3 separate regions of the Homo sapiens genome follow, and regions 1 and 2 are each linked to region 3. A link is a loop called in an ENCODE intact Hi-C map of the cell type or tissue named here. Cell type or tissue: A673. All regions are shown on one strand. Region 1 has its middle 60 kb from the start of LINC00676. Region 2 holds the start of TNFSF13B (TNF superfamily member 13b). Region 3 overlaps IRS2 (insulin receptor substrate 2).

Region 1 (8,000 bases), 110 kb before region 3:
ATATGAACAGACACTTCTCAAAAGAAGACATTTATGCAGCCAAAAAACACATGAAAAAATGCTCATCATCACTGGCCATCAGAGAAATGCAAATCAAAACCACAATGAGATACCATCTCACACCAGTTAGAATGGTGATCATTAAAAAGTCAGGAAACAACAGGTGCTGGAGAGGATGTGGAGAAACAGGAACACTTTTACACTGTTGGTGGGACTGCAAACTAGTTCAACCATTGTGGAAGTCAGTGTGGCGATTCCTCAGGGATCTAGAACTAGAAATACCATTTGACCCAGCCATCCCATTACTGGGTATATACCCAAAGGATTATAAATCATACTGCTATAAAGACACATGCACACGTATGTTTACTGCAGCACTATTCACAATAGCAAAGACTTGGAACCAACCCAAATGTCCAACAATGATAGACTGGATTAAGAAAATGTGGCACATATACACCATGGAATACTATGCAGCCATAAAAAATGATGAGTTCATGTCCTTTGTAGGGACATGGATGAAGCTGGAAACCATCATTCTCAGCAAACTATCACAAGGACAAAAAACCAAACACCGCATGTTCTCACTCATAGGTGGGAACTGAACAATGAGAACACATGGACACAGGAAGGGGAACATCACACACTGGGGCCTGTTGTGGGGTGGGGGTAGGGGGGAGGGTAGCATTTAGAGATATACCTAATGTTAAATGACGACTTAATGGGTGCAGCACACCAACATGGCACATGTATACATATGTAACTAACCTGCACGTTGTGCACATGTACCCTAAAACTTAAAGTATAAAAAAAAAAAAACTTGGCTACTGTCACTCCACCGTGTGTATTCATCTCCTAAGGGAGATGCTTACATTCAAAGGGGGTGCAATTATTCTCTCTCTCTCCCTCACAGAGTAGGAACCTGAGACACAGAAATGATCAGCGGGCTGCCTGAGATCACATGGCTAATGAGGGATGAATTGAACATTCTCAAATTCTCATTCACCACCAACTCCTCATGTCCTGTGCTGCCCCACCTCCCAGGTGGGACTTGCAGGTCTTTTAAGAACTTGCATTCATTGACACTATTTTGACGACAGTAAACTGGTAGCAAAATTAATGTGAGCACATTCAAATACAATTTATTTTTTAAGCAGCCTGGGAGAGTGGAAAAAGCACTCCTGGGCTCAGCCTCCATCACCTGCTAGCTGTGAGCTTCTGTACAATCTCTTCACTTTTTCCAATCCCCCCAATGTCCTTCCTTAGATTGAAATCGACTCTTTAGAATCAGCACATTCAAGGAGGTAAAGTCACAGCTTGTCTTGCAGCCCAAACCTCCCATCCAATAGGCCCATGGCAAAGAACCCACAGGCTGGGAGCTTCGCATCAGGCGTCCTTGTTTTTGTTTGAGCCTTTTCTTTCAAATATATGGATAATGACCACGTTTGGGGCTAAACATAAAGCATTCTATTCATTAGGACCATGTCACGGACTTGTGGCATGTGGGAAATATTACCATGGCTACGGAGGAGGTGCGTGTGGATGCTGGCAGCGGGGAGGGAGCCCATGCCTGCCTGGTTGCTGCTAAACAATAAGTCAATCTGTGTTTCACTGGGGTGTTAGTGTTCTGTTCCCTCTCACCTCCTGGAGACCAAGGATGTCTCCCTGACATCAAGCTGAGCAGTGGGAAGCTGAGATATGAGAGAAGAAAGGGCCTCCGGGGGACTGTGTGCAGGTGATGGCCCTGGAGCTTCCATTCAATTATTCCACCAGCATGCACCGAGTGACTGCCATGTGCAAAGCAAGCCAGCAGTAAGCTACATTCTATCAAGGAGACAATATGGAGAAACTCTGCAAGGAGCTTCCACACACCGGATGCCCTTTCATCACTCAAAGACATAGTTTCCATGCCAGTCTTAGGGCAGTAAGTGAAAGGCTACAATTAGAACAGACGAATCCCAAAACGCAGAGCCTCTGCTGTGCGCGAACCATGAGTCAGCACCTCCACGGTGCACTAAGCGTGAGCTGGCACCTCCACGGTGCACTAAGCGTGAGCTGGCACCTCCACGGTGCACTAACCGTGAGCTGGCACCTCCACGGTGCACTAAGCATGAGCTGGCACCTCCACGGTGCACCAACCGTGAGCTGGCACCTCCACGGAGCACTAACCATGTGTAGGCTTTGAACTAGTCTGTTCTGGAACCTTGCTTTGCTCAGGAGGTTTTTTCCTGTTCCTTCCCTGTGTCCAGTCCTCTTGAGAGAGGAAAACCAAACCATGCTGCCGCTATTCCCTTTCTTGATAACAATCTGAAATCATTCTGGCCAAACTGGGATGGGCACAGTGCTTTTCCACATTGACTTTTTTTCTGCTTCCCATGTTTAGGCTCAAATTTCTAAAACGGACCAGAGATGTAAAAGGGATATTCAAGTATAAAGTCCTGTATAAACGTAAGGCATAAATATTATGATCCTCATCACTTTTAGGAGAGTGAGGTAGAATGATGATTTTAAAAATTAGGAACAAAGTTACTTCTTTGATCTCTTTATTAGCCACTTCTAATAATCCCTGTCCCACTCATCCTAAAACCTCCAGCCCCCTCCAGTCTCCCATCCAGCCACACACAGAATTACCACAATCTAAATGCGCCCTTTGAATCAGACAATACTCCTATTGCTATTAATAATAATATATTGGTTAGTCACCATTATAAAGATTTTACAAAATACATTTATGGCATCACCAGCCAACACATAACAGGTTACTTTTATTAAGTTGCATTTGTTATCCCTGATCTTCACAGGATTCTTACAAGACAGGTATTAATATGCCCACTTTTATGGTTGGGGAAGGATGATTCACAGTTACGGAAACTTGCTCATACTCAGGAGGAAGCTAAGCCATCTTTCTGGCCCACTACCATTGTTTGATTTCACAGTGCTGGACAGCTGGTGTCACCCTCAGAGGCCATAGGTAACCACATCCCCAGATCCTTAACAGCCAGGCCCCCCGCCACCACATAACTTTGGGAAACACGGAAGCCCGGAATGCAGCCCCATGGGCTCTAATCCAGGTCAACTGGGTGGGACACCCCGCCCCCGCGTACAGGCACCCCCACCCCGCCCCTGCTACCTCTCTAGGTCTGAAAGCCCCAGCAATAAGTCTCATCGGACCCGAGCTGCGATTATTTATGCCTTCCTTTCATCTTTGCTTCGGTCTCTTGGTCAGGGTGATTTCTTCATCCTTTTTGTAGAAGGCTTCCCTTTGCATTAGCAGCTTTGCTATAGTTCTAGAATAAATGAGCACAGGAAGAAGACGCTGTCATACGGGACCGATCCGTGTCCACATGAAGTCATCAGATCGGTATGGGTGAGTGGCAGGCAAATCCGGTGTGGGGAAGCGGCAAAGCCTGAGGAGCCTGCACTTATCAAAGATTAAACACTTTCAGGTTCTTTAAAGGACAAACTCTGAGTTTTCCCAGCGTAGTATTTGAGCTATTTGAGGGTCTGAAAAGATATCACACAGGTTACCCTGCGTTTTGACAGCCTTTCCTTACTTTAATCCAAGCCTGTGGCAAACTGGTTGTAAACTATTACTGAAGAAATGGCTCTATATTTCTATTCTCTCTCTCTTTCTCCCTCTCTTCCCGTTTGAAATGAAAACACAGTTCTTTCATTAGCTCATTAAAAAATTTACTCCTTTGTGAATATTTTGAAATCACAGAGCAGATATATATTTTATATCAAAGACTCCAGTGAAATATTGATCACCTGTGTGTTTCACTCCCTAAATTCACCATAACTGTGCCTACGTGGCTTGTTTCAAATACACATCTTACCCTCCAGTTTGAAGTTTAAATCATTGTGGTAGGCGTTGTACAGAGGATTGCTTTTTTATTTTCTGTGCTTAAGTGCAGGGCAGCCAAAACAAGAACATAATTATATCGTCAGAGTCGATAAGCGCATCAAGCCTCTATCAGATCTTGCTGGGCTCAGCAACTGCCTCACAGGAAGTGCTGGGGAGCTCTTCCGCCACCAAATCCATTTGGCTCTATTTAGGAACTAAGTACAGGAAGGTAGTTATTGTACAAGATTAGTTTCCTGTAGGCCATAAATTGGCAGTAGCAGAAAAATACAGGATGAATTTATTAGCGTGCAAGGTCAGCTAGAAGGAAGACAAGGCTGAGCGATTGCGCTTGTTTTCTTTCATTTAGCCCACCTCCTGGACCTCAGGGCTGAAAAAGACCCTCTAACTACTTAATTACTTCTTAATAGTTTTAAGCAAATTCAAAAGGCCTGCGCGTTGCTAAGTGCCTGAGGTAAGAGCTGCCTGGGCTAGGTTAGGAATGCCTGTTTGGACTAGAGTTTCTGAAACCTGACTAGGCCCCTTATAATCTGAGGCTTTGTGAGTTTTCTGCGTTTTTTTTTTTTTTTTCCTGCCTTATTTGGTGTTGATTGGCCAAGCATTTACTTTGAAGCTAGAATTTTATACTTGGGAATAAAGGAGTAGCTTCTAATAGTGAAAATATAAAATCCATCAAGTCAAAAATATTGTTTCCAACCAGAGGTATGATAATGTGATAAACATCTCTGTAGATATTTGCTTTAAAGAGAACAAGGACAGATTGCATTTAAAAAAATTTTTTTTAAAGAATACCACTTCAAAAACACTCATTTAAAGGTAGCCCAAAAGGTGGAATGACCTCCTTACACAGACATTTCTACCTTCAAGGAGAAAACCTCGCTCAGTTACCTGAGCCTCTTTACCATGTTAGACACATGTAATTCACATTTTAATTATACTCAGCATCTGCAGTGAGTTATGGGAGACCCCTCCTTCTCCATCCCTGCTTCCACTGGGCCTGCTCACGCTGCCTCTCCTCACAGATACCCTGGTGGAGCATACAGGGCTGGATGCCTGAAAGTAGAAAGGCAGAGTCCTCTCTGTTCCTTCCTAGAAGACAACCCTGTTTTGGAATATGCTTTCCTGATTTCTTAGTAAACTGCAGCACTTTGATGCTGTAAAAAGCCTCATGATCAGCTAGCACCAGCTCCTGTCCTGCCATTTGCAAACAAAGGGCCCAGTTAACCTTCACTGGGTGAGGCCATCCTCCCCTGAGGGCAGCCCCGAGGGGTGAGAGGAGCCTGAGGGAGGAAGGCCCGTTCAGAGACAGACAGGGCTGCTGTTCCCGGAGGTCCAAGGGATGTCACTGCTTCTCTATTGTGGACATTTGTCCAAGCTGTACTGTCTTGATAAAAGAGTTTGAGAGCATTTCGAAAGCGCAGGTCTTAAAACAGATCTCCAGGTGAATTTCACAGCCCCCTTCCCCAGAGCACAGACGCAGAGTACCCCACACAGTGTTCAGGTGCCCAGCCTTGCTCTGGGGTAGGGTGGGGGCAGGCATTGCAACGCTCCGACATTTGCTGAACGACTGGGTCACAGTAGCTTGGCTGATTTTCTGTTCCTGTCACTCCCTGGAGATGTGGGTCTGAGGTGAGCTCTGGCACCAAGCCTACCTCTCTGGCATTGGCTAGAGCCTCCGTGTCAGGCCAGAGTCAACCTCTCGTAACCTTTCCAAAGCCAATTATCACAACACAGATTCAGAAATTAAGGGAGAAGTTCAAAGCCCAAATTGTGCCAGAAGGAGCCTTCGCAAGGCAGTCTGAGGCCAAGCAGTCGCAGGCAGTTTCTTCATTTACTCACCAGGGAAGCTGAAGCCCGGCATTCCTGAAACAAAGATAGCTTTTCTTTTCCTTCCCATGTTGTTCTGAAGTAGGTTTTAGCCAATCCCAAAAAATCTCAAATCAACAAATTTTTAGCCCTAAATAATGATGGGCCCAATTACCTGCTCTCTGCCAAGCATACGACAAAAAAAAAAAAAAAAAAAAAAAAAAAAAAAAAAAAAAAAAAACATAACACAATTCTTCACTGAATCTCCTGGATTTCTTAGTCCAGGCACCCTCAGAGACATATGCTTAGATCCTACGTCTGCTTCTATAGAAAATACAAAGGAACGTAGCTCTGGAAAGGAGGGAGCGTGAGATTCTGAGCCAGAAATGTTCCTGATAGACTTTGAAAATGATTTGGAAGTTCTTGCTGACTATCTCCCTGCTATGAAGCCGCCCCGAGTTAGATGTGAAGACTAAAGTGGAAGCCTTCAGCAGCCTGTCCTCACCAGCCTGCTCCTCTGTCTTCCACTCTACCCTGGGCTGCGACCCTGAGCAGAGCAGCCAGCTGCAGTGTTACTCCATTGCTGGAGGGCTCCTCTGTGAACCCACAGGAAGGTCCCTGCCTCACAGTGGGTGACGGTGCATCCTCCACCTGCTGAGTGGTGTGACCTCCACACCTGCTGGGACGCATGGTGGCTTGAACCTCACTGTCTCCACTTTGCCCAGCAGCAATCTTGCCTTTCTCCCCCCACCTCAAGACACCCACCACCTACCTCTGTGGCTTCACAGGGCAGATGCCCTGTTAAGTTGTGGTGCCTGTCCCCAGCACTGTTTAGGGTTTTTTTTGTTTTTTGTTTGTTTGTTTTTGTTGTTTTTTTTTTGACGGAGTCTCGCTCTGTCACCCAGGCTGGAGTGCAATGCCAAGATCTTGCTCACTGCAACATCCGCCTCCTGGGTTCAAGCGATTCACCTCCCTCAGCCTCCTAGTAGGTGGGACTACAGGTGCCCACCACCAAGCCCGGCTAATTTTTGTATTTTTAGTAGAGACGGGGTTTCACCATGTTGGCCAGACTGGTCTCGAACTCCTGGCCTCAAGTGATCCGCCTACCTCGGCCTCCCAAAGTGCTGAGATTACAGGCGTGAGCCACCGCTCCCAGCACATGTTATTAAAGTCATGGACACCACCAAGTGCTCAGCTTCAGAACAGCCATGACTGTAACTGTTAGACCCAGGAATGGGAAGAGGAAAAAGAGTCTTCAGGGCCACCAAGTTCTTTTGCTGCAAATCTTGAAAGGTTATCAGAAGCATAAAATTGATTATCTTCACCCACACCCAGCAACCACACACACGCACTCCTGACTTAGGGAAAGTTATATGCTGTCGAAGAACCAGCGGTAGCAAATGCTTTTCCTCACCAGTGAGTTCAGAAAATCCTGCATTTATCTGGCCCAAAGTCCGCATCTCAGATAAAGTCTGAACGTGATAACTGCAGACCAACAGCAGTCCTATCCCAAAGCTCAGTCAAAGCCACTCTCAAGCCAGAGAACAGACAGGACTCAGACAGGGTCAGAACACAACAGTGCAACATCACTGAGGAAGTAAACAAGTCACCAAAGAAACACCAGAGAAATTCGTGGACAATATTCCAGGCATTACCATGTTAGGGCTAGCATGTTAAAAGACAGCATATTGTATTGGTGTGTTTTTTTAAATTCTTACTGAAAAGTTAGAAAATGAGGAAACAAAATGTGGTATATATCTCTTTAATGGAATATTATTTAGTCATAAAAAAGAAATGAAGTGCTAGCACACACTACAACGTGCATGAACCTTTAAACATTACGTTAAGTGAAAGAAGCCAGACACAACATATAACGTATGATTCCATTTATATGAAATATCCAGAGTACCCAAGTCAATCATGACAGGAAGTGGACTAGTAGTTGTAAGGGACTAGGAGTCAAGAGAAATGGGGTGTCATGGCTATGGGGCTTCTCTTTGGGATGATAGAACATTCTGAAATTAGATGGTGAAGATGGTTGCCAACTCTGTGAATACACGAACAACTACTGAACTACACTCCTTTTAAAAGTTGGTATCATGATATGTGAATTACATCTTTATGGTGATAAAATAAATGAGGGGCGGTGGCAGAAAGAAACAGAAATGAATTCCCTTATCCAATATGTCTTCACATTGGCCTTCATGTTGAGCCACTTTTATGCAGCAATCTGAGACAAAGGCCACTAGGACTTGGATGGGTACCCAATGTTACAATGAAACCTTCAAGAGGACCTAGTCAACTCAGTTTCCTGGCTAGCTGACATGTCCCT
Region 2 (8,000 bases), 1.5 Mb before region 3:
TGTATTTAAATCATAAGAATACACAAACACATCATCTAAAGGATCTCAATGACTTTCAGTAAGAAGGCCTTCATACAATTCCCATACGAATTCCATTTTTTATGGCAAGGTTACTCCGTATGACTCACCCTAATTGTTCTGGAACAAGAACTGACAGAAAAGAATTGGACTGTCATTCCTGATGCAAAAGGGTTTACAAACATCCTTCTAAAAGAAGACTTCCACCTGAGAAGGTTGATGGAGGACCTCTTGTCTACGTACCTGTTAGACTGGGGCACGGTCACCTTATTGTGGGAGTTATAGGTAAGAAAAATTAGAGAGCAGCTTATTTTGGGGGCCAGGATAATAACAAGTTATTTTTAAAAGGTCTTGGAAACTTGCAGATGCAAAGGGAAAAAAACAAAAAACAAAAAACAATCCTAATGGTAAAAACAAGTAAGTCTGACTGCGTCATTTTGTAGTAAGACAATGAGGAAATGGGAACTCGTCAGAGGGTAACTGGGTGGTGCCTGTAAAAGTGAAGATGTGCTTCTCCCTCAGCAGGCATTTGCTGGGAAACCCTTGCAGACGTTACAAGCACAGTTGTAGAAAATATCTATTAGAGCACTGTTTGTAACTGAAAAATGTTTCATTCATACTTTGAATGTAAAGAATAAAAGTGAATGAAAAAATGGAAGCATTGCACCGTGCTTTTGATTTACATTTCCCTGATCATTTAGTACAACCACCATGGAAAACAGTGTGGAGATTCCTTAAAGAACTAAAAGTAGAACTACCATTTGATCCAGCAATCCCACTACTGGGTATCTACCCAGAGGAAAAGAAGTTGTTATACGAAAAACATACTTGCACACACATGTTTATGGCAGCACAATTCACAACTGCAAAAATATAGAACCAGCCCAAATGCCCGTCAATCAATGAGTGGATAAAGAAACTATGATACATATATATGATGGAATACTACTCACCCATAAAAAGGAATGAATTAATGATGTTCGCATCAGCCTGGATGGGATTGGAGACAATTATTCTAAGTGAAGTAACTCAGGAATGGAAAACCAAACATTGTATGTTCTAACTCACAGTGGGAGCTAAATTACAAAGATGCAAAGACATAGGAATGATCTAATGGACTTTAGGGACTCAGGGGAAAGGGTGGGAGGGGGGTGAGGAATAAAAGACTAAAAAATGGGTTCAATGTGTACACTGCTCGGGTGATGGGTGCACCAAAATCTCACAAATCACCACTAAATAACTTAACCATGTAATCAAATACCACCTATTCCCCAAAAACCTGTGGAAATAATTTTTTTTTAAATGGAAGCATCCAAAATGTAATTTGTTTCCACATTCTTGTAAGCCTCATTATGTATCCCAGGGACAGTTAATATCGTCATACGAATTCACAGGTGAGGAAATGGAATCACAGAGAGATTATGTACTTTGCATAAGGAGAGCGAGGGTGAGGCAGGATTTGCAGTCTAGAAGCCTGGGTCTGGAGTTCTCCACTTTGCACTATATCATTTCTGTAAACTTCTTACTTAAGACTGTGTGGAAATGTAGAGTGAGACAGAACTAAAGCTCACTATTCTTAGTCCACAGGGGAGTAGTGACTACCCAGGGCTTGGTAAGTGCTCAGTAACGTTTGTTGAAAGATGAATCAATATTTCAATGCTGGGGCAAAGCAGTGAAAAACTGGGGAATGTCCAGGAACCAGCCATCAGGATAAGGCAGGACTAGAATGAATGCAACAGTCCTCACAGGTCCACCAAGTCAACAACAGAAAAATCCAAAGCTAAGGTGGCTCTTGTGTGATCAAGGACCTCTTGTACACCGACCTGTTAGGCTGTGGCACAGTCAACATGGGAGTTGTAGACAAGCTACTTGAGAGTGGTTAATGGTAGCAGTCAGGCATTTGGAGCTGGAGGCAAGGCTGATTCTCCTCAACTAGTATCATATTGAGCGGGGACTTAAAGCCTCAGAAGTCTGAGCAGAAAAGCTGAGACCAGGCTCCTTGGGACAGGCTGTTCATATGCATGATTGAGTTTCAGTGATGAGTCCCAGAAGGAAAAAGTTTATGCATGTTTTCCTTAAAAATATATTCACTTATATTTAGAGAATCCTTCAGATATCTAACCTAAATACGTCTGTAACATTTACTCTCATTCTTTTTATGACATTATTAGTATAATAATATGAATAATTCCCAGTGGACTTACTTCCACACTTCCTTCAAGGATTCTCCATTTTATTTCATAATTGAAGACTGTTAATAAATCACTCTCTAGCTAAGAACAATTCAATGCTAAAACACTTAGCTTATCTGACCTTCACATTAATTATTTTTATGACAGCAGCAGGAACTTTCAGCTGCTTTTCCCCCTTCCTTATGAAGCCATGTGGTCCCAAGCAGACAGAGTTCCCTTGCTACACTTAAGGGTGGGCTTCTCAGACCTGAGCATATCTTAAAAGCTTTCCCTTGACTGTGCCAATCCAAACTCCAAGTTTCCTCAGCAGATTTAAGGGGTTTTAAATCTACTTGAGCATGAGTGTTATGAGAAGACTTTGAAATTCTTACAAAAACTGAAAGTGAAATGAGGAAGACAGATTGAGCAATCCAATCGGAGGGTAAATGCCAGCAAACCTACTGTACAGTAGGGGTAGAGATGCAGAAAGGCAGAAAGGAGAAAATTCAGGATAACTCTCCTGAGGGGTGAGCCAAGCCCTGCCATGTAGTGCACGCAGGACATCAACAAACACAGATAACAGGAAATGATCCATTCCCTGTGGTCACTTATTCTAAAGGCCCCAACCTTCAAAGTTCAAGTAGTGATATGGATGACTCCACAGAAAGGGAGCAGTCACGCCTTACTTCTTGCCTTAAGAAAAGAGAAGAAATGAAACTGAAGGAGTGTGTTTCCATCCTCCCACGGAAGGAAAGCCCCTCTGTCCGATCCTCCAAAGACGGAAAGCTGCTGGCTGCAACCTTGCTGCTGGCACTGCTGTCTTGCTGCCTCACGGTGGTGTCTTTCTACCAGGTGGCCGCCCTGCAAGGGGACCTGGCCAGCCTCCGGGCAGAGCTGCAGGGCCACCACGCGGAGAAGCTGCCAGCAGGAGCAGGAGCCCCCAAGGCCGGCCTGGAGGAAGCTCCAGCTGTCACCGCGGGACTGAAAGTGAGTTTGCAGCAGCTGCAAGACGCAGGCAAGATCCTGCCTACACTGCTGCCTCTCCCTCGCCTCAGCTGTCTTTCTAATAACTTGAAGTTTTTCTGTTCATAGATCTTTGAACCACCAGCTCCAGGAGAAGGCAACTCCAGTCAGAACAGCAGAAATAAGCGTGCCGTTCAGGGTCCAGAAGAAACAGGTATGTTTTGGGCACAGACACTTTTAGGAGTCAGGGATTAGAGAATAACATCCAGTCTGGGGGAGCTGGAGGTGAGTATCCCCTCTATGAACCTATTAAATAGAGACTATGAAATTTGCCATCCAAAGCAGACATTGCTTTAGAGCAAAGCCCCAGCGCTGGCAAATGTAACAGGCTGCATGGGTGTGCTTTTTCCTCCAATGAGCAGATCGTGTGACTGGAAGCATTTCTCTGTGCGTGTGTAAGTATTTATCTGTGCATTAAGCATAGAGGAGATAAAAGGGCCATATGTGTTTCCTCAGGTAGATAATGCCCTCCCATGTGAGAAGCATTATTCATCACTCCAGAAAAATAAAAAAAAGCATTACATGTTAGAATTAGACTTTGCTTACTACCTGGGTCATAGAAAGTTAAAGACATCTGTTTTCTGAATGTACATTACATGTTGTGAAACCAGGTGAAGGTTGTAATGAAAGGCCCTGTATGTTGTACTTTAATTTTGTTTATTTGTTAAAAAGGTTATTTTACACACACACACACACACACGCACAGACACACACACAGATTTTAAAGCTTCTCTTTAAGGTACGCTTTTCCAGGGGATCCATGCATTTATCGTCTTCTTATAATCGTCCTTTACTGATTTCTGACTTTCTTCATGTTCTGCTCATTCCACGGAACTTTACAGAGTTGGTGGGGCCTACCAAAATGATCGATTCTAGTTCTTTCATTTGAAGGTGAAAAAAAGAATCTTTGTATACATTTATTAAAGTTATAATATAACAAATTCTTAATATTATTGTCCTTTTATTAAATATATTGAAAGAATATTTTTTGAGCACCTGGAACGTATCGTACAGCTATAGACCAGAATAGGCATTTTCAAACATACTATTTCGTTTAACCTTCACAGTGACGCTATGAAGTCCACAGAATACATGCAATAATTTATGTATATTTTCACTTCTGAAGAGAATTGCATAAGAAATGTAGTGAGAGATAGACCAGGGACCCTTCTATCACACACACACACACACACACACACACACACACACACACACACACGCATGAGGTACCCTGACTATAAACTTATTTTTTGACTATATGCTTTATTCATAAAAAATTGTTTCTTATTTTATAAAACCATAATTTTTGGTATCTGGTTATTGTATCTTTATACTAGTTATCAGGAATAACTGGGCTTAAACATTTTTAAATTAGGAAACATGCACATTTTTATTATTTTAACACATCAATTATTTTTATCGTCTGCATTTTATAGTCTATATTTCCTACATAATTGAAAATAATACGGAATATATACTATAATATTTTTTGTTTTGACTTATACAATAAGGATTTTTCCTATTTCTAAGTATTTTTCATATATCTGTATTAATTTATCTAACAATTGTTTTAAATGGTTATTTCCATTCTCTTTGCTATAATACAACATGCAAAAGTTTTGCACAGAACTCTTTTATTTCTGTGAAATTATATATTCAATATAAAATTCATATAGTGGAATATCTGAGCTAGGGAGAAGAAACATCTTCATCACCCTTGCTTCCGACTGCCATATTGTTTTCAAAATGAGTTATACATGCAATCAAAAATGTGGTGTACCGGTTCTCCACATTCTTGCTTGCATGTTATTTTTAAAGTGTATTTTGACTAGTTTAGTAGTTGTAAAACAATATCTCACATTTATTTTGATGTGTTGCTTGTTTACTAATATGAATAAACTTTCTGCATATTTTGATTATTTATAATTTTATCTTTTGCTAATTTTTATTTATAACTGTCTCCACTTGTCTGTCCCATGTTTTTATAATTTTGGATAAGCTCTTCCTAATTAGACATATTGATAATTGATCAAAATTTTGATGTAAATATTTTAACAGTTTTGCTTCTTTTTTTACTTGAACATTTTGCATTTCTCTATAGTAAAGTGATAATCTTTAAAAAATTTTCCCTAATATTAAAGCTAAAAATACATTTGTTCATGTTTTCTTAAGTAGTTGACTCCCTGCCACTTTGACTTTTTCATAGTTGAGTGTTTTGTTTTAACTCATTAGTCCTTCTGTTGTTTATTTTGATGAATCATCTCACATTGGCTTTAACTTCCCCCTCTCTCTTTTTTCCTTTCTAACTGGTATCTCAACCAAATGTATTAAATAGTTCTTTTTAACTCCTTGGTGTTGAAAAGCTTACTGTGTTTTATTAAGTTCCTCATAAGAGTTGAATCTATTTGAGACTCTTTTTTTTAATTGATTATTCTATTTATATGCTTTAAAGAATATTTTTAAGGTAATTTGTATTATAAGAGGCTTCAATAACTAGTAGGGTCAGGATCCTTCAATCTCCTTAACCTTCACTGCTAATATCCCCGTTTCTAAATATTAGTTTTAAAAATAAACTTTAACTTTACAATTAAAAAAAAAGATGTAGACTCATTTCAGCAGATTTAAGAAGAAAAGAATAATAGAGTAGGAAAGAAATAACTTCTTGGGTCACATTTTCCCAAAATTCTCCTATTAATACTTTTATGTATTTGTGTTTTAATGGCATCCAGGAATAGTATACTGATGAGAATCTTTCACCAAATAATTTGCAATTTGTAGATTCTAACAAAGTGAAAAAAAATTTGCCCAGATTTCCACAGCCCAGAAGTAGCTACTATTATTATTTCATGGTTTGCCCTAGACTTTTTAATAAACCTTAATACAGTGTGCATATAGGTATATATTGCACACAGTTGAGCCTTGAACAACACAAGTTTTAACAGCATGGATACACTTACAGGTGGATTTTTTTTTTCAATAAACCTATTGGAAAATTATCTGTAGATTTGTGATAATTTGAAAAAACTCATGGAAGAACTGTGTATCTTTGAAATGTTGAAAATATTAAGATTAATTAGCCATGTCATGAATGTATAAAATATATGTAGATACTGGTCTATTTTCTTATTACTATCATAAAATATACACAAAAGTTAAAAATTCTCAAAACATATGCATACAAACAGACTGTACATAGCGCCCTTTGTAGTCTAGAGAAATGGAAACAAACATAAACATGCAGTATTAAGTCATCACTGCATAAAATTAACTGTGGTACATACTGTACTACTGTAATAATTTCATAGCCACCTCCTGTTGCTACTGCAGTGAGCTCAAGTGCTGTGAGTATCTGCTTAAAACACCATGTGATGCTAATCATCTCTGCATGAGCCAGTTGTATCTCCAATCAGTTGGATATTGCAGTAAAAATGATTTCTCATGATTTGTGTGTATTTTTCTTCTTGTGTAATGCAATATCATAAACCTTGAATAACACCATGAGACCTATAGAAAATGCGATAGTGATGCTGGAAATGCTCCCAGGAAGCAAAGAAGAGTCATGACATTATAGTTGACCCTTGAACAACACAGGTTTGAACCGCGAGGGTCCCCTTGTATGTGGATTTTCTTCCACTTTCCACCCTTGAGATAGCAAGACCAACGCCTCCTTTCCCTCCTCCCCCTTAGCTTACTCAATGTGAAGAATGAAGAACTCTATAATGATCCACTTCCACTTAATGAATAGTAAATGCATTTTCTCTTCCTTATGATTTTTTAAAATAACATTTTCTTTTCTCTAGCTTATTTTATTGTAAGAATACACTACATAATACATATAATTTATGAAATGCGTATTGATTGAGTTTTTGTTATCAGAAAGGCTTCTGGTCAACAGTGGGCTGTTAGTAATTAAGATTTGGGAGTCAAAAGTTAAGCACAAAGTTTTGACTGCATGGGGTCAGTGACCCTAATTCCTGTGTTGTTCAAGGATCAACTGTATTTGTTCATATACATATGAACAATACATATGAACAATACATATATGAACAAATACATATATTTATACAAATATATGTACAAATATATACACATACAAATATATATATATATACATATATATACATACATAGTGTGCATATGTGTTATGTGTATATATTCAAATAGGACATAGTATACACACTCATAACTTTCACAAATCCAAGGTGGAAGATTTGAAGATAAGAATCTTAATGACATCATGTCTACTATTCCTTGTTAATAAAATTAGGAAATTCATTTGAATGTTGTTCTAGATACTATTCTTTGGTGGAGGGAAAGTTTATTTTATTTAGCATACTCCAAAATTAATGTTTATATTCCCAAAAAAGTTGTCTGTAACACAAGGACGTTTTTTAGTAGGAATTTTTTGGCATTGAGAAAATTCTATGCAGCTTTCTTTGATTTTTGTTTTCATTCAAGTTCTGATTTATTTTCAGTAAGACTCAAAACCTTAAGTTGTCCTTTTTACTTTTAAAGTGTTTATTTATGTTCATATTTATTAATTGTCTACATGTTTTAGAACCAAGTATTTTTATTGGAACTTCACACAAACTGTAGAAGAAGGGAGGGGAATTACCATCAGCCAACATGTCCCAATGATACTCTCTTCCAGGCATCCCATGGGTAAACAGTGGTTTTACTTAATGTTTTAATTTTAGAATTTAGTACTTTGGCTTTAGTTTTGTTTTTCTTAATTACTTTGTGTTTCAAACCAAAATCTCATTAAGCTTAATGTATTTCATAATATCA
Region 3 (8,000 bases):
CCGACACTCCTTCTCCTTTTGGCTCAGAGATCTGGAGCAAGTCATCTGGCCTCTCCACACTGTAGGTTCTTGATTCCAAAGAATGGGGTTCATGGTGGTTCTGCCTATGCCATAGGATTTTTTGGAATATTATACCATATTGTATATAGGAAAATGTCTTACCACTATAAAGGGAAGAAAAACACCCTTTGAATTTTACACAACTCTTTTAACCCCAAGAGAAGAGTGGCAGGCAGTTATCCGTCAATATTGATCAGAATAATGGTACATCGTCATTGCATTCAACTTCAATAAGATTCTTTCAAAATCTTCAGTTGCCAGTTGTCTACCAAGTTGTGGGATTATCTGTTACACTTATACTTTGGAGGCCAAAGATTGACTTATTTAAGTCCATAGAATGCATACAGAAAGCACTGTATCATATTCTTAAATATTAAAGATTAAGCATTAATACTATGCAAAATCTTTCTTTTTTTTTTTTTTTTTTTTGAGACTGAATTTCACTCTTTGTTGCTCAGGCTGGAGTACAGTGTCGCGATCTCAGCTCACTGCAACCTCTGCCTCCCTGGTTCAAGTGATTCTCCTGCCTCAGCCTCCTGAGTAGCTGGGACTACAGGTGCATGCTACCATGGCTGGCTAATTTTTGTATTTTTAGTAGAGATGGGGTTTCTCCATGTTGGCCAGGCTGGTCTTGAACTCCTGACCTCAGATGATCCACCCACCTCGGCCTCCCAAAGCGCTGGGATTACAGGCATGAGCCACCAAGCTCATCCAAGAATGAATCATTCTTAACATAAACATAAGGATTTTAAGGTAACAAAATCACACAGTATAATAGGATTGTAAAGTAACAAAATCACATAGTATAATGAACTATATCATAATATCTGTTTTTATGCATTGAAAACAATTGAAATTTCATACCACACCGTAATAACTGACTCAAGTATTTGTACTAACTGTATAGGGATAAAGTAGCAGTAGACTATGCTTAAGTTATAAAGTTTCAACATGAACAAAGAACACATCATTAATCCTTGAATTTCAGTTATGGAGAAAAATATCATATCCAGCCTCCTGGAGCATGACTGGATGAGATATTATGGAAACACACACACACACACACACACACACACACACACACACACACACACCAGCCCCAAATATTTGTTGCTGGAAAACCTGATACTCTTTAAAATGAATATTAAAAGATCCAGCATTAGGCCGGGCGCAGTGGCTTATGCCTGCAATCCCAGCACTTTGAGAGGCTGAGGCGGGAAGATCACGGGGTCAGGAGATCGAGACCAGCCTGGCTAACACGGTGAAATCCCATCTCTACTAAAAATACAAAAAATTAGCAGGGCATGGTGGCATGCACCTCTAGTCCCAGCTACTCAGGAGGCGGAGGCAGGAGAATCGCTTGAACCCGGGAGGTGGACGTTGCAGTGAGCCGAGATCACACCACTGCACTCCAGACTGAGTGATAGAGTGAGACTCCGTCTCAAAAAAAAAAAAAGAAAAAAACCCAGCATTTACAGGGTGCAATGCGTGTGATCAGTTATCTTTAAAAAATATATCGTGGGTCAAAATATTTGATCAAATATTCCAAATTTCAGTAAAAACACAGTAAGCAAGGAATATTTTATAAACCTTGTGTATATAGATATCATATATGACATAAGAAAACTGGACAGAGTTTCCAAGGCTTCACCTTTACCCATTCAAGTTTTACAGTGTCTTTGGACACATAAAAGTGACTCTATACAAACTTAGTATTTTCCTAGTCTAATAGAAAATTAATCAGAACCACCAAATTGACTATTTTATCATTTGTAAACATGTAACCCATAAGTTTTAATCCAATCTATTTCAGAATTCTTATGTAATGAATTCACTTAAGTAATAAAGCTATAACACACAGAAGCATCTTGCATTATTTGCACCTACAGAGCAAAATGTTGGTATACAACATATACTCCAACTCTTTCTACACTAACCTTCACCTATGCATTGTATTTTAGCACCCAGTTAATGTAAGTCTCTGTAGCTATCTTGAAAGAAATTGAAATCAGTAGCAATCATCAACCCCATCATCTCCTCCATGCCAAATGATGACTTTACTAGTTTTCTTCAGAAAAGTCTAGCACTGAACTCTGTGTACAATAATCTACCTGAAATGAGTCAGAATAACCACTGCAGTCTTGAAGAACCCACTCAAACTAAATATAGAAAGAGTGTCCCTATCTAAACTTGGACAGCATTCTTTTCACAAAAATCATGATCTGACAGTTAATGTGTTTATAACCAATACTTTTGGACATTCAGAAAATTTTGTTTTCATTTGTTCATTAAAACGCCAACATTAAAACGTTTTGTTCATCTTGTATAGAAATATACATTCTGCTGTCATCCGTACTAGAGAAATGAAACAGAGAATCCACCTGCATTACAGCTGTCCAAATGCAGGATGGGGGGCGGGGGGCACAGCACTTTGCCTCACCCAGTGTTTTCCTCATTCTACTTGGCAATGCAGATGAAAGAATAAAGTTACATTTTCCCTTAAGTTTATAAGGTGAAATGGGAACACTTGATTCTGTGCTACTCCCCCTAGAAAAAAACCAAAACAAACAAACAAAAACCCTTTCTACTTGCCAAATCTGATACCAAAATTAGCTCTTAGAACTACGTTTCTAAAGAAAATGCATTAGTGGGAATTTTAACAGAAAACCCATTATACTCATGCTGTTACTAAAACTTTTCCAAGTTCTTCTCTTCAGAAAAAAGAGCCTCATTTTAAATACTCATACTTCTAAAGAAAATAAAATATCAATTCTCTACTAAGATTCCTTTTTGGGTGGTAGAAAAACAAAAGAATCACGCATTTTCCTACTATGTTTGATAAGCACAGTGCTACCATCAAAACTGCAGGAATGACCACCCTCATTAAATCGACCCCAAAGAATGAACCCCCAGACTAAACAATGAGTAGTCAAACAACCTCAGGGTTCTGTTTTTCTTTCAATGCATTCGGCATTAAGAGGCGATTTTTAAAATGTATATTCTAATTATACATTTTCATCTTGTCAACATCTCTTAATATAAAAACCAGTAATAAAAGGTAATCAGAAGTTCAGTCTTAACATAGTTTCAGGATTACCATACTGTTTTCCCTAATTGTTACTTTACTATGTAATTTAGAACACCACTTTGTTACAATCTGTTCATAAATATCTATGAACAGATCTTAAGTTACATAAAGGGGGAAAACAATGGCTCTTGGGAGCCTGGAGCGGAACTAGCAATAAGCAGTAAAGGTAAGCAATTTTTAAGGTGCTGGCTCCATTTTCAGACTATGCTGTTACTGTTTGTTTCAATTTAAGAGCACCCATTTACAAAAGTGTCTTTCCTGTATACATTCATGGTTTCAAAGCAATAAGTATCAACAACTGGATTTATTAGCATCTTCCTTTAGAAGAGCTTAAAACACTCTTGATGTTTATGACCTCATTTACCTTCCAGCGGCCTTGTGACACAGAAAGGGGAGGATTATAATTACCCCCATTTTACAGACAGGGAAAGTGAGAAGGCAGGATTAAGTGGCTCTCCCATAGACACACAATGACTCATTAAGATCAGCAACTAGAAACCTGGTTTCCTGATTCCTGGTTTAGTGTTCCACATACTATGCTTCCTTCTATGAAGTACTATTTTTGTAAAGGTTTCTCTTTCAATAAAGGAAACAGAACAAGTCATGTGACTTTCATTCACGAAAGCCGGTGTGTGTTTTCATTAGCACCTTAGTTGTCTGCTCCTGCGAATAGGGCAGCAGCAGTGCACGCTATTGTCTTATTATGGCCAGAGCCAGCCAACTAAAGCAAACTAGCACCCGCCACAGCAAACAGAAAACTTGTGTGGTTTGTCAATCACCTCACTGGATTTCTGAATTTAGGAAAATTCTCTGCTTTACGACTTCAAAAGGCAAAACTTTTCAACATAAATCGTGATTTTATTGTCCCTTTGGAAACATATCTCTTATCATTCTTTCCCCTTAAGAAATGATAATCCTTTTATTCAACAAAATTTAAATATGGATACTTTCAGTAGTAATTCTGATCTAATCTGTCTTATACATACATACATATATATACGCCAATTTTAGAATAAAATCCCTAAAATCACTAAAAAGGAATACTAAAACAGCAAATTTTATGGCATTCATCAATCTACCATCCTAACACAAAAACATATAAAGTTAATTTTAAAAATCAGTTTTAAAGCACAGGAAATTCAGTAGCGTCTTTCCAATTCCCAAACAACAACGAAACCTAACAAATTGGTTAGAGTTTTCCACATGCACACACACCAAAAACACATGATAAGTAACCTTAACCTGCCCTCAAATAAGATGCATAATTTTGAGTTTGCTCTGGACTAATAAAAACAGATGTACCTGAGATATACTTTTTAACTGGCTCTTGCACTGAAAGCCCACCCCCATTCACGATTCTATTGTAAACAAGTGCCAGACATGGCTGGAACCTTACCTCTCTGCTATCACTTATGCAAATACCAAACATTACCCACATAACCCCAAAATTATTCTGCATCAGCATCACTAACGAGGTCTTCCCATGCAGAACAGGAAGAGCTCAGGGTGGAAACACAGGCCACTTCTAAGAGCCAGGCAGGGCAGGGGGCCGCCCAGGAAGTGCTTTCTCTATTTCATCTTCAAAGAAATGCTTTGCAAGTCGGCCTTCTACAAATCATTTCCTCAAAGGACACTGATCTACTGTGAACTCTGTATTTATGAGCATCCCAAACAAATTTCTAGTGCATGTATGAGTTAAATAAAAGTGGGTATTTATCCCAAGTTCCTAAATGCTTCCTTTCTGTCTCAACGGACCACAACTTTGGTGCTACGTGGACTAAGGTGACACTAGCCTTTCCTATTCTGCTGTTCTCTGTGTTCAACTTACTTTACTAGAAACCCAATGGGGCAGATATTTCTTTTTTTTTAAATGTCGTTGGGCATGGTGGACTGACTGCAGTTGTCTATTTTGATTTAAAAGATCCTTTTACTTCTTAGAAGAGGGTTCATCATGATACCCACACAAACTTCGGACAAACAGCAGCCCCAGTGATCTCTCATCTTTGTTCAGCAGCTACAGAACACAGGCTTCTGTCTGGACTTCAGAATCAAGAATCCTATGGGCTGAAAGGAATTTTACGCAGGTGGGAAATCTTAAACAAAAGCTCAATCCAGTCTCTAAATAAACTTATCTCTTAGAGTTCAACATTTTCACTAGCCTGAAAAGGGCATTATTTCCTATTTGGACCCCAATTCTGAATGTATCGGCTTCATCAGAAACGCCTTGCGTCCCTCCAGGCCTGGAGGCACAAATTCCAGCTTATGGCGCCTGCTATGGCAGAGCCCACTGCTGGGGCCCCAGCTCCACCCAGTCCAGGTTTGTCCCACCAGCTCCACTGAAAGCAGGAAAAGGTGTTATGTTCTTGGCTGTTTTCTGATTAGAATCAGATTCGGGTAAGATGTAATTTACTTTCATGTTCACTCTGGCATATACCCATTTGTGCAGACCATAAATATGTGTGTTTTTCCCCACTCAATTATACTGCTGCTGCTGCTGCTGTGTTTATAATGGTCTGTGTCTTATAAGGCAGCTAATCCTTCAACTTTCTGACACACTAGCAATAGTGTATAAGTAACTCCAACCAAAGTGACCTTCAGCTGAGAATCACTGTTCACAGGATACATTCTGGCGACTTCCAATGATTTAATTGGATGCTGAAGCACCACACTCCTGATAATTCTCTGTGACTCTTCATCTTCTAGTATACGGTTTTAATAAAGGAAATAGCTTTTCTCTATTACACTAGAATAACAGGGAGTTCACCCCACAGCTATAATTTTAAATCCCATGGACCGACAGTCCTAAGTATACTATAAAACAGATGCTGGATTTAGATAGCACTAAACTGGTCTATTTAAGAACAAAAGGCTGTGAATCTCCAGCCCACCTTGATCCTCATCTCATGACCCTTGAAGACTGTTTACACCTTAGGCTCACATCTAATCCAGCATCCAAATTTTACTATATGTTTCACTGTTCCCACAAAGCCTCTATCCTGCTAGGAACCCTACAAAGAAAACAGCTACAAAATTAAATAAAGTCTCCCGAATTGAGCATTCACCTTTCCCTCTCATCTCCCCGACCCCAAACACCATTCAAAGTTTAGACAGCCAGAATGCACCACCAGCTGCATTCTGCATCAGCTCTCTCTCCTCATGGATATTTGATCAGAACGGGAAGAACAATACCAGGCACCCTCCTATCCAATTGTTCTTGAGAAGACCTGTGTTTTTTGTCTTTCCCTTGTTTTCTCCAAAGCACTGATTGTAAATCCTGGCTGCACATTCAAATCACCTGGACAACTCTGAAAAATGTCCGTCCCTGCCTCCTAGCCATCTCATGTTTCACTTCAACGGGTCTGGGGTGAGGCCCAACAGGTAATTTTTCAATCCTCCCCAGGTGAGTCTCACCTGGGGCAGGGTCCTCACAGGGTGGTCCCCCGGCCAGCAGCATCGGCATTATGCGGAGACTCACTAGAAATGCACAGCCTGGGCCGCGCCCCAAAGCTACAGCATCGGAAACTGCGGGGTTAACACAGGCCAGAGATCCATGTTTCAGCAAAGCCTCCAGGTAACTCCCACATATGCTCAAGTTGAACACCACTGCATTAGGCTGTGTGCAGCCTTACCGTTTCACCCCTTCCGAGAAAAACAATGCCTCTGATGGAAAAGCTCCCACAGTTTGTGTGTAAAACGGAAATGGTTAACTGTCGCTATTAGCAGCCATCAAAATGGATGCTCATTTCTTAAATGACTTTCAGGTCTGAACCTTCAAGCTCACCAAGAATCAGGCGGAGCCCAGCTCCAGGAACACAGGGAAAGGTGAAAGCTGCGGCTGAGGGCAGCGGTCCGGACCCGAGGTCCTTCCAGAAGGACGGACCCACGCAGCCGGATGAAGACAGTCGGGTGCCCCGCGGCCTCTAGTGTGGCCGGTCTGGGAGAACTTCCACTGTGTTAAGGGACAGGGGGCTGTGGGACGCACAGAATGGGTGAATGGGTGGGGCCTCAAAAAATCAGTCTCCCTCCCACGCGGAAAACGTCACATTCAACTCCAAGACGAATGTTCCTGGCAAGTTCTCTGAAGGAAGAGAACAGGGCAGCCCGCAGAAAAACAAAACAAGGAGCCAGTGCCAGGCTGTCGGCTTCTGGGTCAAGGTCCCCAAAAAGTGGGAGCAGTGAAACCCAAGAGGCTCCCTCAGCGCCCCGCCCCTCCTTCCCGCCAGACGCCAAGGCAAAGGGCCTCCTCACCTTTCACGATGGTGGCCTCCTTCAAGTGGTGGGACAAGAAGTCAATGCTGGCGTAGGTGTTGGCAGGGGGCAGGGCACCGGGACCCGGCCCCCCGCACCCGCCGCCGGTGCTGCCGACGCCCACAGCGCTGATGAGACCCCCGAGGCTTCGGGTCCGGCCCCAGGAGCTCTTGTCTCCCGGCTGAGGAAGCGGCGGCGGCGGCGGCTGCGGCTGGGGTGGCAGCCCGGGCTCCTCCCTCACGTCGATGGCGATGTAGTTGAGACCATTCTGGAAGCCGGCAGAGGTCTCTCTGCGCATGGGCGATCCACCGCTCCCAGGACAACCGACCAAGCCCCCGGGCTGACCCGGGGTCCACGGCCGGCCCTGCGGTGCCAAAGGGGGCGCCGGCTGCAACTGTCGTGGGGAGGTGGGCGGCTCGTCGCCCCCTCCAGGGCCGACACCCACGCCGCCCTCGCTGCTTTTCCTGAGAGAGACATTTTCCACGGAGGCCGAGTTGTGGCGCTTGGGGTTGTGGGCGAAGGACGGGGACACGGGGGTGACCGTCGTGGTGGAGGAGAAGGTCTCGGAACTGTGGCGGCGGCGGCCCCCCTGCGGGTCTGCGCG

The links. Hi-C counts contacts between places; a loop is a spot of excess contacts. Peaks named below come from ENCODE experiments on the same cell type or tissue, not always from the same donor. Only the 100,000 strongest peaks of a DNase experiment are listed, where the experiment ranks them.
Region 1: it touches region 3 in a loop (3-fold over the local background); 4 of 110 quality-filtered maps call a loop at or near these places.
Region 2: a loop joins it to region 3, with 9 times the contacts of the local background. A loop is called at or near these places in 2 of 110 quality-filtered maps.

The regions. Positions count from the first base shown.
Region 1 is chr13:109,663,901-109,671,900 of GRCh38, forward strand. No RefSeq gene overlaps it. Among named protein-coding and RNA genes, the nearest start is that of LINC00676, 60 kb to the right of the region's middle. RefSeq lists an enhancer at 1,643-2,842. In A673, no CTCF peak of the experiment used is centred here; DNase peaks (open chromatin) are centred at 3,361 and 4,101; H3K4me3 peaks cover 960 bases; H3K27ac peaks cover 3,909 bases.
Region 2 is chr13:108,267,059-108,275,058 of GRCh38, forward strand. It overlaps TNFSF13B (TNF superfamily member 13b), which reads left to right and starts at 2,660. Exons shown (of 6, transcript NM_006573.5): 1 at 2,660-3,176; 2 at 3,282-3,366. The coding sequence starts at 2,838. RefSeq lists enhancers at 2,696-3,125, 3,077-3,585 and a silencer at 3,486-3,565. In A673, a CTCF peak has its summit at 3,025; DNase peaks (open chromatin) are centred at 1,973 and 3,093; H3K4me3 peaks cover 1,762 bases; H3K27ac peaks cover 3,667 bases.
Region 3 is chr13:109,774,646-109,782,645 of GRCh38, forward strand. IRS2 (insulin receptor substrate 2) reads right to left here. Exons shown (of 2, transcript NM_003749.3): 1 at 7,397-8,000. Among named protein-coding and RNA genes, the nearest start is that of IRS2, 7.9 kb to the right of the region's middle. RefSeq lists an enhancer at 7,293-7,859. In A673, no CTCF peak of the experiment used is centred here; DNase peaks (open chromatin) are centred at 3,770, 4,656, 7,246, 7,606 and 1 weaker place; H3K4me3 peaks cover 7,379 bases; H3K27ac peaks cover 7,148 bases.